Linked DNA regions of Homo sapiens: region 2 is linked to region 1. Evidence: chromatin loops called from intact Hi-C (ENCODE). Cell type or tissue: PC-3. All regions are shown on one strand. Links, peaks and the distances in the headings refer to the core of each region. The heading gives the core; the rest is flanking DNA.

The links. Hi-C counts contacts between places; a loop is a spot of excess contacts. Peaks named below come from ENCODE experiments on the same cell type or tissue, not always from the same donor. Only the 100,000 strongest peaks of a DNase experiment are listed, where the experiment ranks them.
Region 2: a loop joins it to region 1, with 8 times the contacts of the local background. A loop is called at or near these places in 4 of 110 quality-filtered maps.

The regions. Positions count from the first base shown.
Region 1 is chr4:185,301,823-185,307,201 of GRCh38, forward strand. All of the region lies in intron 6 of SNX25 (sorting nexin 25), which reads left to right. Among named protein-coding and RNA genes, the nearest start is that of LRP2BP, 91 kb to the right of the region's middle. RefSeq lists enhancers at 306-806, 1,991-2,090, 2,979-3,168, 4,204-4,263, 4,349-4,849 and a silencer at 4,373-4,667. In PC-3, for the core only: a CTCF peak has its summit at 3,385 (motif pointing left); a DNase peak (open chromatin) is centred at 4,319; H3K4me3 peaks cover 837 bases; H3K27ac peaks cover 2,503 bases.
Region 2 is chr4:185,355,418-185,360,796 of GRCh38, forward strand. It overlaps SNX25 (sorting nexin 25), which reads left to right. Exons shown (of 19, transcript NM_001378034.2): 16 at 2,254-2,320. Among named protein-coding and RNA genes, the nearest start is that of LRP2BP, 38 kb to the right of the region's middle. In PC-3, for the core only: no CTCF peak of the experiment used is centred there; no DNase peak of the experiment used is centred there; H3K27ac peaks cover 466 bases.

The DNA of each region.
Region 1 (5,379 bases), core at 316-5,315:
GTGATTGGCCCGCCTTGGCCTTCCAAAGTGCTGGGATTACAGGCGTGACCCACCATGCCTGGCCCTTAGTCACACGTTTTTTCTTCTTTTTTTTTGAGATGGAGTCTTGCTCTGTCACCCAGGCTGGAGTGCAATGGTGTGATCTCAGCTCACTGCAACCTCTGCCTCCTGGGTTCCAGTGATTCTCCTGCCTCAGCCTCCTGAGTAGCTGGGATTACAGGTGCCCGTCACCACATGCAGCTAATTTTTGTATATTTTGTGTGTGTGTGTTTTTTTTGTTTTTTTTTTTTTTTAGTAGAGACAGGGTTTCACTATGTTGGTTAGGCTGGTCTCGAACTCCGGACCTCAAGTGATCCACCCGCCTTGGCCTCCCAAAGTGCTGGGATTACATCATCAGACTTTTTATAATAAACTGGTAAATGCAAGTAAGAGTTTCCCTGAGTTCTGTGAGCTGTGGTAGTGAATTAATCAAACTCAAAGAGGGGGCTGTGGGAACCCTGACTTGAAGCTGGTTGGTCAGAAGTTCTGGAGGCCTAGACTTGCAACTAGTGTCTTGTAGGGGGGCAGTCTTGGGGACTGAACCCTCCCCCTGTGGGATCTGGCACTGTCTTTAAGTGGAGAGCACCAGAATTGAATTAGAGGACACCCAGCACTAGCTTGGTGTTTGGGGAAAAAACCTCCACACATTTGGTCACAGAAGTCTTTGGTATTGATTGTTGTGGTGTGAAAGCAAAGGAAAAATGCAGTTGGAGTTGGGTTTTCCTTGCAGTGCCCTTATAAAAGAGGCCTCAGAGACTGCCTTGCACCTTCTGCCATGTGAGGATGTGGTGCGGAGACGCCGACTCTGCCAGCACCTTGCTTGTGGACTTCCAGCCTCCAGAGCTGTGCGGAGTAAATGTCTGTTGTTCGAAAGCCATGCAGTCTGTGGTGTTCTGTTAGAGCCAACCACCTCTCAGGCTGTTTCCCTGCCATTGCCCCAAGGGCTCTTGCGAGGGTTCCTCCCTGCCCAGTCCTTGAACCTCCAGCACTACCTCCAGTGCCTGCTGTCCCTTCCCCACTGTCACCACCTGGCCCCCACTCATTCCCTGCCTGAAGGTCTGTGGGCTCGGGCACTTCCATTGCACTCACTATAGTCTCATGAGTTTATAACCAACTCTACTCACCCTCTCTCCCCAAGAAGAACTTTAGTCCTCGTAGACTCTAACACCTGCATTTTATAACAAATAAAGCTCATGTCCAGAGATGTTAAACAACTGACCTGGTTTGAATAGAGCTAGTTAGTCACACACAAATCCGAAACTTGAGCCCAAGTCTCCTGAGTTTCGTCCTGGGCTCCTGCTCACAACAAGCATTGTATGGGTCAGATCTGAGTTCCGGGTGTATATCTCAAATCTGCTCAGCTCACAGTGCTGATTTGGGAACGGGGTTCTGCTTGTAATTTTATATGTGGATTTAATTGCTATATTATTCCTTTAAAAACATATTGCAAGCCTGTTGGAGGGCCTTAAACCAAGGGGAGTGCTAGGAGTTCCAGCACCAAGACATTAAACGAAGGTGCAGGGCGTGGTGGCTCACGCCTGTAATCCCAGCACTTTGGGAGGCCGAGGTGGGTGGATCACGAGGTCAGGAGATCGAGACCATCCTGGCTTACGCAGTGAAACCCCGTCTCTACTAAAAATACAAAAAATTAGCCGGGCGTGGTGGTGGGCACCTGTAGTCCCAGCTACTTGGAAGGCTGAGGCAGGAGAATGGCATGAACCTGGGAGGCGGAGCTTGCAGTAATCTGAGATTGCACCACTGCACTTCAGCCTGGGCGACAGAGCGAGACTCTGTCTCAAAAAAAAAAAAAAAAAAAAAAAGCAAGGCAGGGCACACAGTGGGCACACCCTGGCCGGGCTGCACAAAGTCCATGTGTCTCTGTACTCTTCTCCATCATAAAGTGAGTGATTCCGCCATCAACTCCTGTACGATTTCTGCTATTCCTCAAATATACTCTCCACTGAAGTGGAGTGACACGTTAGACTATGAAATCTCAGGTGTTTAGAGTGGTAAGAGAAGCCCATTTGTTCTTTTCAAAAAAGGACATACCAGCCTCAGGTTGAAAAGTAAGGCAAATATTTTTTTGAGTTCCTTAGCAACTGTTGAGGTGATTTCTAGATAATTTTGAAGAAGTCTGTGATGATTGGTAACTACTGAGAATTGCTGCCAGCTTTGTGTTAAGAGGTCAAGTACCATTTCTCACTTCAAATCTTGACTAGTCCCTAAGTAAATATATACCTGTTTCTTGAACCCTTCCATCAAGAGGATTTAGTAAAACTTCTGTTTACTTATTTATATTTTAGAGACATGTTCTCACTCTGTCACCCAGGCTGGAACATAGAGACGTGATCATAGCTCACTGTAACCTCAAACTCCTGGCTTTAGTGATCACGGCTCACTGCAGCCTCGACCTGCTGGGCTCAAGTGATCCTTCTGCCTCAGCCTCCTGAGTAGCTAGGACTACAGGTGCATGCCACCACGCCTGGCTAATTTTTAAACTTATTTTGTTTTTTTGAGATGGAGTTTTGCTCTTGTTGCCCAGACTGGAGTGAAATGGCGCATCTCGGCTCACCTCAACCTCCACCTCCTGGGTTCAAGCAATTCCCCTGGCTCAGCCTCTCGAGTAGCTGGGATTACAGGCATGCGCCACCATGCCCGGCTAATTTAGTGTTTTTAGTAGAGAAGGGGTTTCTCCATGTTGATCAGACTGGTCTCCAACTCCCAGCCTCATGTGATCTGCCTGCCCCAGCCTCCCAAAGTGCTGGAATTACAGGCGTGAGCCACCACACCGGGCCTAAATTTTTTTTTATAGAGACAGAGTCTTGCTGTGTTGCCCAAGCTGGTTTTAAACTCCTGGCCTCAAGCCATCCTCCCACTTCAGCCCTGCACAGTGCTGGTATTACAGGCATGAGCCACCACATCCAGCCTAAAACTTTTATTTGAATATACAAGAAAGATTCAACAGCTGGTTAGTCTGTCAGTGCACATACAGTTGATTGGAGAACCAGCATTTTCTAGGGAGGAAGTCTCTATTCCATATGTCGATTGCCTGCATTTCACGAGAAGACCTGAGCATCCTGGGCAGAGGAGAGAAGAGAGCCCATGTTGAGGAGTGAGGGAAGGGGAAGGAGGGTGCGGCCTTGTCCTCTGTTTGCTCTAACCTTCTTGTTAGAGGAGCAGGTTGTACCTCTGTATCAGCACTGCTAAGTGGGGCCAGGTGGAGGGTAGGAGGTGGCAGTTTTGCTCCCCAGGGGACATGTGACAATAGTCTGGAGACATTTTTGGTTGTCGTCTTTGGGGGAAGGGATGCTACTGGCATCTAGTGGTAGAGGCTAGGCATGCTGCTAAACATCCTGCAGTACACAGGACAGCCCCCCACAGCTGAGAACTACCCTGTCCAAAATGTCAGTAGTGCTGAGGTTGAGAAACCCTGCCCTGTATTATCCATTAAATCCCTCAGTGAGTCTGCTGAGGATGCTGCCATTATGATATGCCCTGGAACATGATAGCATGTTATGAGGGAAGGAAAATATTCTACTGTTGGTGTTTTTCTTTTTTTATACCTGAAAAGCACAGTGGTGCCATTTTAATCCAGTTGTACTATTTCTGGAGTCATGAGTTTGCACTTTAAGTTACTTTGCTCTCTGCTGCCTCATTAGAAATAGCATCTAACAGTTGTCGTTAGATGTTGCTGTTTTTGTTTTACTGCAAGCCACTTCACTTGCTTAAGGAAGAATTATATCATGGGCAGGGGATTTATAGCGAAAAGCATTTCTGTGATGTTATTCGTAAGTCTGTTGTAATGTCTTTGTAGCCAAAAGGGTTTACCTAATGTCTAATATAAATGTCTTTTTCACCAAATGAACCCAAATTCACCCATTTCCTTTTGCTCTGATCTCAGTAGAACCTAGACTATCTAGACGGAAAAACAGTAAATATTTGAACTAATTGCTTTGGAATATTATAGGTTAGTGCGAAAGTAATCACTTTTTTTGCCATTAAAAGTAATGGCGAAACCCGTGATTACTTTTGCACTAACCTAACATCATGTGTGTGTTCATCTTGGCACCAGTTTAAAGACACACTGCCATCCGGTGTTTCACTGGCCACTTCTTTTTAAAGCTAGATTAAATGTTGTGTGATTAACCCAGTTTCTAACAATGCACAGTGTTACTACTTAACACTCTATAGAGAAACAGCCACATAACTCTGGCATGAGCTGGGTCACGGGGTGTTGTCACACACCCACTCGCCTATACTTTTCTTGATGTGAATATTTCTTGGATGAATGGGTTTTAAGGCCACAAAGAAATGTATTCATCTGCATCACTGGATTTACAAGGATTTTTGCATGCCAGCAGCATGGGATGCATGAGCTCCACGTTAGTCATTTAGCTCTGAATGTGGCATTCGCTTTCTGAGGCAAAAATAAACAGAACCATCTAAGCAACAAGCTGCTGTTGCATTTGTTAGCAACAAGCTTTGTGATCAGACAATGGCATTGTATGGCCCATTATCAAACAGAACGCATTCACGTGAGCAAGCCACATTTAAGCGGAGCACCAAAACATTCTTCCCAGCCTTGCAGCTGGGTTTTAGGGAAGGGTTATTCTCTTTCTTACTTCTCTTTGGAATTTTCTTCTAGGTTTTGTCCTTTTAGAAAGGCGTTTTAAGCTCTCTTTGGGTAAAAAGAATGTAATGGTTGGTAAATGGGTGTCAGTTTTCTCCTATATTTCTCTCTCTTTATTAACATGTTTTAACCCCAAATTAAAATTGAGGTCTAGGTTTGTTTTATAAATAAGAGGCAACTTTAGTCCCAGAATTTTTAGATTAACTTAAACATTATACACAAACTATGAAGTTTAAGGATATATATTTTAAAAGTAAAAGTTTTCTTGAAAAATTAGGTCTTCCAAGCTTGCATTTCCTTAGGTACACTCACAAAACATCTTAGTTTGCAATAGACTAATTTTGGGGCAAACTACATTTACCTTCATCCTCCCACAAAGGAGTCTCTGAAATACTATTTTTTTCCTGTTGAGATAAATGCTAAATTAGTGAGTTCTTTAGGCAGGTCCTGACTGTTGGCCAAGTATAACACAAGTTCAGAAACCATTATTGAAGTAAATGAAAATGGGATGAAAAGATGTCTGATAATACCTGACAGATCATCTTGAACAAGTCCATGTATTGACCTGAGGCCTGCCTGTGGCCCTTTGTGTTAAGTACCGGAAAAGCTGCTTCTGATAAAAACGTATTATGGTGCTGTGTCTAAGTTTTTTCAGCTAATTTTGCAGCCTCCCTGAGTGCTATGTTATACATTTGACTAATTGGGACCTG
Region 2 (5,379 bases), core at 143-5,142, 53 kb after region 1:
ACAAAACCATATCAGATACAGATTCTGCCATCAGTGAATTTACAGATTAAGGGTCCAAAAATGTAATTCACATTAAGCAATAGACAAAGTTAAATTCTAAAGTGCAGGCAGAGATTTACACATAAGGATATTTTAGCATAATTACAATAATGAAAAGTTGGAACTAAGATAAATTTTAGAAATGGAAGATAACTTATTTAAGAAATATCTATATGATGGAATATCATCCACATATGAAAAATCCTTTCAGATAAAAAACCTAATAGCTTTTTAATATTTGAGACACTTTAAGACATATACAGTGATGTTTAACTTGATTCAATATAGACAAATAGTAATCCACCCAAAGTCTGACTCTTGTTTGGTGAAATGTGGCCCATTAAATCATGAGTCTCCCCAGTTTCCTACAGAGTTGATAAGAATGAGGACACTGTCCTAGGCTTCATCATTGTTTTTGTCTTTGCTATTGGTACAGAGCTTAAGAGATACAGTAGGCATGTCAGAGCCAGTATCAGCTGGAGCAGGGCTCCTCACCATGCCTGCGGCATGCACTTCCTCCATCTCTGCCTGCTCGGAACATATTCGGTTTTGCTAGTGGCATTTCAGAGAGAATAAATAGAACCTCATATATAATGAGATGTGATCTATTCGTCGTCAGCAGAATCCTAGTGCTGCTGCAGCTGCCTCTGTGGCTTTGAGCAAACAAGCCTTTGGAGTAATGGGGCTCGCGTGTGTGTGTGTGTGTATCGGGGGGTTACTGGGGACTAGGGAAGGTGAGGGAAAAGTAATAGAGTAAGGGGCTATCAGTGATAGAAAATTTGTAGCAAAATGAGTTTTGGTTTCTGCTCTAGTTTACAAAAAGGGACCAGTAATACCCCTGGCCCCCTTTTTAAAAATAACCCCTTGGTCGTCAGGCACTCTTCCTAGAGTTGCACTTGTCCTCAGACCCTCTAGGTATGAGCCACCTCTTTCCTGCCCTAGAAAGACAAAGTGAAGTTATCATCACTGATAGACATGCTCATCCCAGCCTCAATGCCAACCTAAAATGAACATGCTTGGCAGCATTCCAGCAAATTCCATCAAAAAGTTTAAGACATTTTTGACGTTTGATTCCGACTCCAAGACTTGACTTTACGTGAAGAATTCATACTACTTTAACTGGATATTTTGATCCATTAAAAAAATTAGAAATGGCTTTAGAGTATATTAATGTCTAGTGCCAAGTCTGTGTTTTCTATGATTTCTATTTGTGTGGTTGCCCTTGTACAGAGACTTCTGTGAATTTGCCATTGTTAGCTTTTCTTAGTGGGTACAAGAGCCCCGAACTCTTGGCTCCATTATGACTGAGTCTGAATTTCTTATTTCCTCGTATGTCAGTAGCCAAACACTTCAATAGATGGAGGTGAATATATAAATGAAAATTTTGGTTTAGGTTCCAATTTGTGGACCTAAAATATCCTCATAGCATTTCTTTGCCTTCTGTTGGTTTATGTTCAGTTTCTATACCTATAAAAATGTGTCTCTATGTTAACAATAAAAGTTTAGGTCTGTAGAACCCTTCACAGTCTTTCTCACACACGGGGAAAGACCTTCAGAGCAAAGAAAGGCACATGTTAATACCTTCCTTTCCAGATGAGGAAATTGGGGTTCAGAGAAGGTGACTTGTGCCCTCCTGCTATGGGGGTGGCACTGGAGACGGCCAAATTCATTTCTCATTCAGGGTCCTGCCTCTTCACCATTCACTTATCCTCTCCCAAATGCGTAGTATATATAAAGTACACAGTGATCTGCAAACCGCTTCAAACAGGAACAGTTAGACCCATCCGTTCATTAATATTTCAAAATATTTGACTACAGATGTTTCTCATTCAGCAGTGTGTTCAAAAAGTGGGTTCAGCAAGCCAGACAGAAATCTAAAATAGGAATTACACTGTGTGGTGGTGGAAAACAGACACGTTGTCAATAGCCCAGGGACAGATGAAGCACTCTTTCCGCTTGCGAGCTCAGCTGTTGGGAGGCACTGAAACACTGTAAAAACTCTGCTTTCATCTCATCAGTTGCTTGGTAGAAAATGAAAGCCTAGTCAGAAGAGTTTTCCTGACCTAAACCCAAATTCTGCAGATGTCATAGCCATGACTTGATGGCAGGACTGAAATCATCTTAAGTGGTAAGATTTATGCTTTGTACAGCTATGAAAATGTCCCAAATTGTGATGCCCTGTGATAAAAAGTTTTCCTCTGGTTTCTGTTTCAGTGTTTAAATGGGTGAGAAGAACATTAATTGCCCTCGTTCAGGTCACTTTTGGAAGAACCATCAACAAGTGAGTTGTATGAAATTAATATTTGGATCCATGCCCTACTCTTTTGCCTTGACAGTCAAATTACCTTATGATCTAGCAGCCAGTCATTTAACTGAAAGTCTTTAATTTTCTCTCACTTTTCGTTTCTGATATGATTCTAAGATTGGATAGGAGAGTCGATTTCTAAAAGAATTTCTCCCACAGAATGCATATGGCAAGTTAGATAAGAAAAGCTTGAGCTACTTCCACACTCTGACTGGCGAGGGTCAGGAGGTTGTACTCTGTAGAGCTCCCCTTTAATCATGACGACGAGTTTGAGTATCTTGAGTAGAATGTTTTTATGTCAAATAATGAGAATCAGTTTAAGGTTCAGACTCTAAGCCAGAAGGCAAGTAGGATGAGCATCACATGGCAGGCGTTTACTTAGAGGAAAATACAGACCATGTATTAAGGTTTTCACAGTTGTGTAGCACTGAAGTGCTAACTCTTCTTGTTAGTTAATATCTGCGTATCCACTGGGGTGTGTGTGTGGCCCTGTCATCTAGCACTGTTACAAGCCATATGTCTATTCTAAACTATATTATATTATCCATATACATAAAGGCATTATATATGTATCCCAGTCTTTCACTGAGTGTTCTAATGTTGCTCATAAAAAGTGATCCACATTTTGATCATGCATTTATGAAAGCCCTGGGTTTGTTATTGAGAACTCAATTAATATAGTCAATTATTATTAGTTTCTAAGAAATTATTGGAATTTTTCATAACTGCAAAGTCATGTAGCCAATAGAAGTTGAATAGAATTATTTAGATCGGTTTAGGCCTGAAAGGGTGTCCTAGCGATTAGTCTCACTTCTCATTTTGTTGGTGAAGAAGTGGAACCAAAGAGATCAACTGCTTGTCTGAAGTCACCAGACCCGTTAGCTGACCTAACCTGGCCCCCTGGTCTGGTGCCTGCTTCATCTCTGTGCCTGGAATTTGGAAGTACTGTTATCAAGATCTTTTATATGGTAACTCTATACCCAGAATTGTTCACAAGATAAACATTATGATTTCCTGCAGAATAGGAATATGAGTCAACGTCTAGAAATTTAAAAAAAAATCACTTTTTTATATAACAAAATAAGTTTTAAGATGAAATTATCAGATTTTCCCAAGTGAAAGATTTAGTGGTCAGACATTTGTACAAGATTAGTATAATAGTTTTACCATATAAAGCTTATAAATTTTAATAGGAAACACTGTAAAGAACATTTGCTATTTTTTTATTGATTTGCCAATGAATATATTTTCCTTGTGGTCAGAAACAAAGTTTACTTCTACTTAAGATTTTAAAAAAAGAGTTTTAGTTGGCTGGGCACAGTGGCTCATGCCTATAATCCCAGCATTTTGGAAGGCTGAGACGGGCATATTGCTTCAGCCCAGAAGTTTACGACCAGCCTGGGCAACATGGTGAGACCCTGTCTCTACAGAAAATAAAAAAATTAGGTGTGGTAGTACACGCATGCCTGTGATTCCAGCTCCTCAGGAGGCTCAGGCGGGAGAACTGCTTGAGTCCAGGAGGTCAAGGCTGCCATGAGCCACTGCATTCCAGCCTGAATGAAACAGCAAGACCCTTTCTCAAAAAAAAAAAAAGTTTTAGTTGCCCGTCAGAGGCTTGTTTAGTTGACCTAAGTATCATAGGCTTTTGTTTTACTCAGAAAAAATGGCCTGTTTAATTTTTTGTTTTAGTCTAAGGCAAACAAATCTCTTTTGTATTGACAAGCCTTAGATAAAGAAATTCCCAAAAAAAGGCCAGGCGCGGTGGCTCACGTCTGTAATCCCAGCACTTTGGGAGGCCGGAGCAGGTGGATCACTTGATGTCAGGAGTTCGAGATCAGCCTGGCCAACATGACAAAACCCCATCTCTACTAAAAATACAAAAATTAGCTGGGCATGGTGGGTGCATGCACCTGTAATTAAAAGAAATTCCCAAAATGGCCTTCTTTTTCTCAGGACTCAGGACTTGCTAATCTATTTTCCTTTTCAGTGTCAGCAAATCATGCATGCTTTCATTGCTCCTATTTATGATATTGGCTGTTAATTATAAAATGAGCGGCTGCATGTTGTGAGTGGTGCATACATCGGGCAGTAATTTTCACAGGGATGGAGAAGAGGCACATGTAGAGGATTTCCAGGCTGTCCATTTCAGTGGGCTTTTTATCAAGTAGCGATCATGGCGCACATGGTTCTTTGCTGTTTTTGCCTTCAGCAGATGATGACTCATGACAGAATTCAGCAGCAGCACAGTGCGTGTCTCTTGCCTTGCAGTAACTACAATTTCACATGCTAGAATTGCTTCAAAAGCATCAGACAGGTTTCAGCTGATAGAAAGTCAGATCTAAATCAGTAGAAAATAACTTAGATGATGACCTTTATTAAGAGTCGCTTCCTAATCTCAAGTTGTAAACTGAAATTTTAGGAAGCTAGGCAGGCAGGTCAGCAGATTCTCTCTTAAACCACAAGTTCTGTTAAATCAATAAACTTATTTTATATGGTCTAGATTTGAATTGCACAGTTCCAAGAAAGAGAAGAGTCTAGGAGATACGCAGTTATAGATGGAGATAACAGTGTAGTTTGACTCATAGCAGTGACCGACTACTATGTGCAAAGTACTGGACTTGAAACATCTACTGCAGATGTTATTTCTGAAACCTTGTGTTGTCCATTTAAAATTCTGGTTGGAAGTCAGATTCTTAAAAGGCTTTTTAATATATTATTATTCATGAATTGAATTTGAAATTTGAGGTCTTTCTGGCACAAATAGTCTAAGATGATTCTTTTCCCCTTTTCAATGGAGAGGCTTTTCTCCTCCCAACCTCACAACTACTCTTGGGCTCTTTGAACTGTGTGTAGTAGTCTCTTGACAGCAGAGGACCTGTAACTGGTTAGAATGTGACCAATGACTGGCCGGGTGCGGTGGCTCACGCCTGTAATCCCAGCACTTTGGGAGGCCGAGGTGGGCCAATCCTGACACAGTGAAACCCCAGCTCTACTAAAAATACAAAAAATTAGCTGGGCATGGTGGCACACGCCTG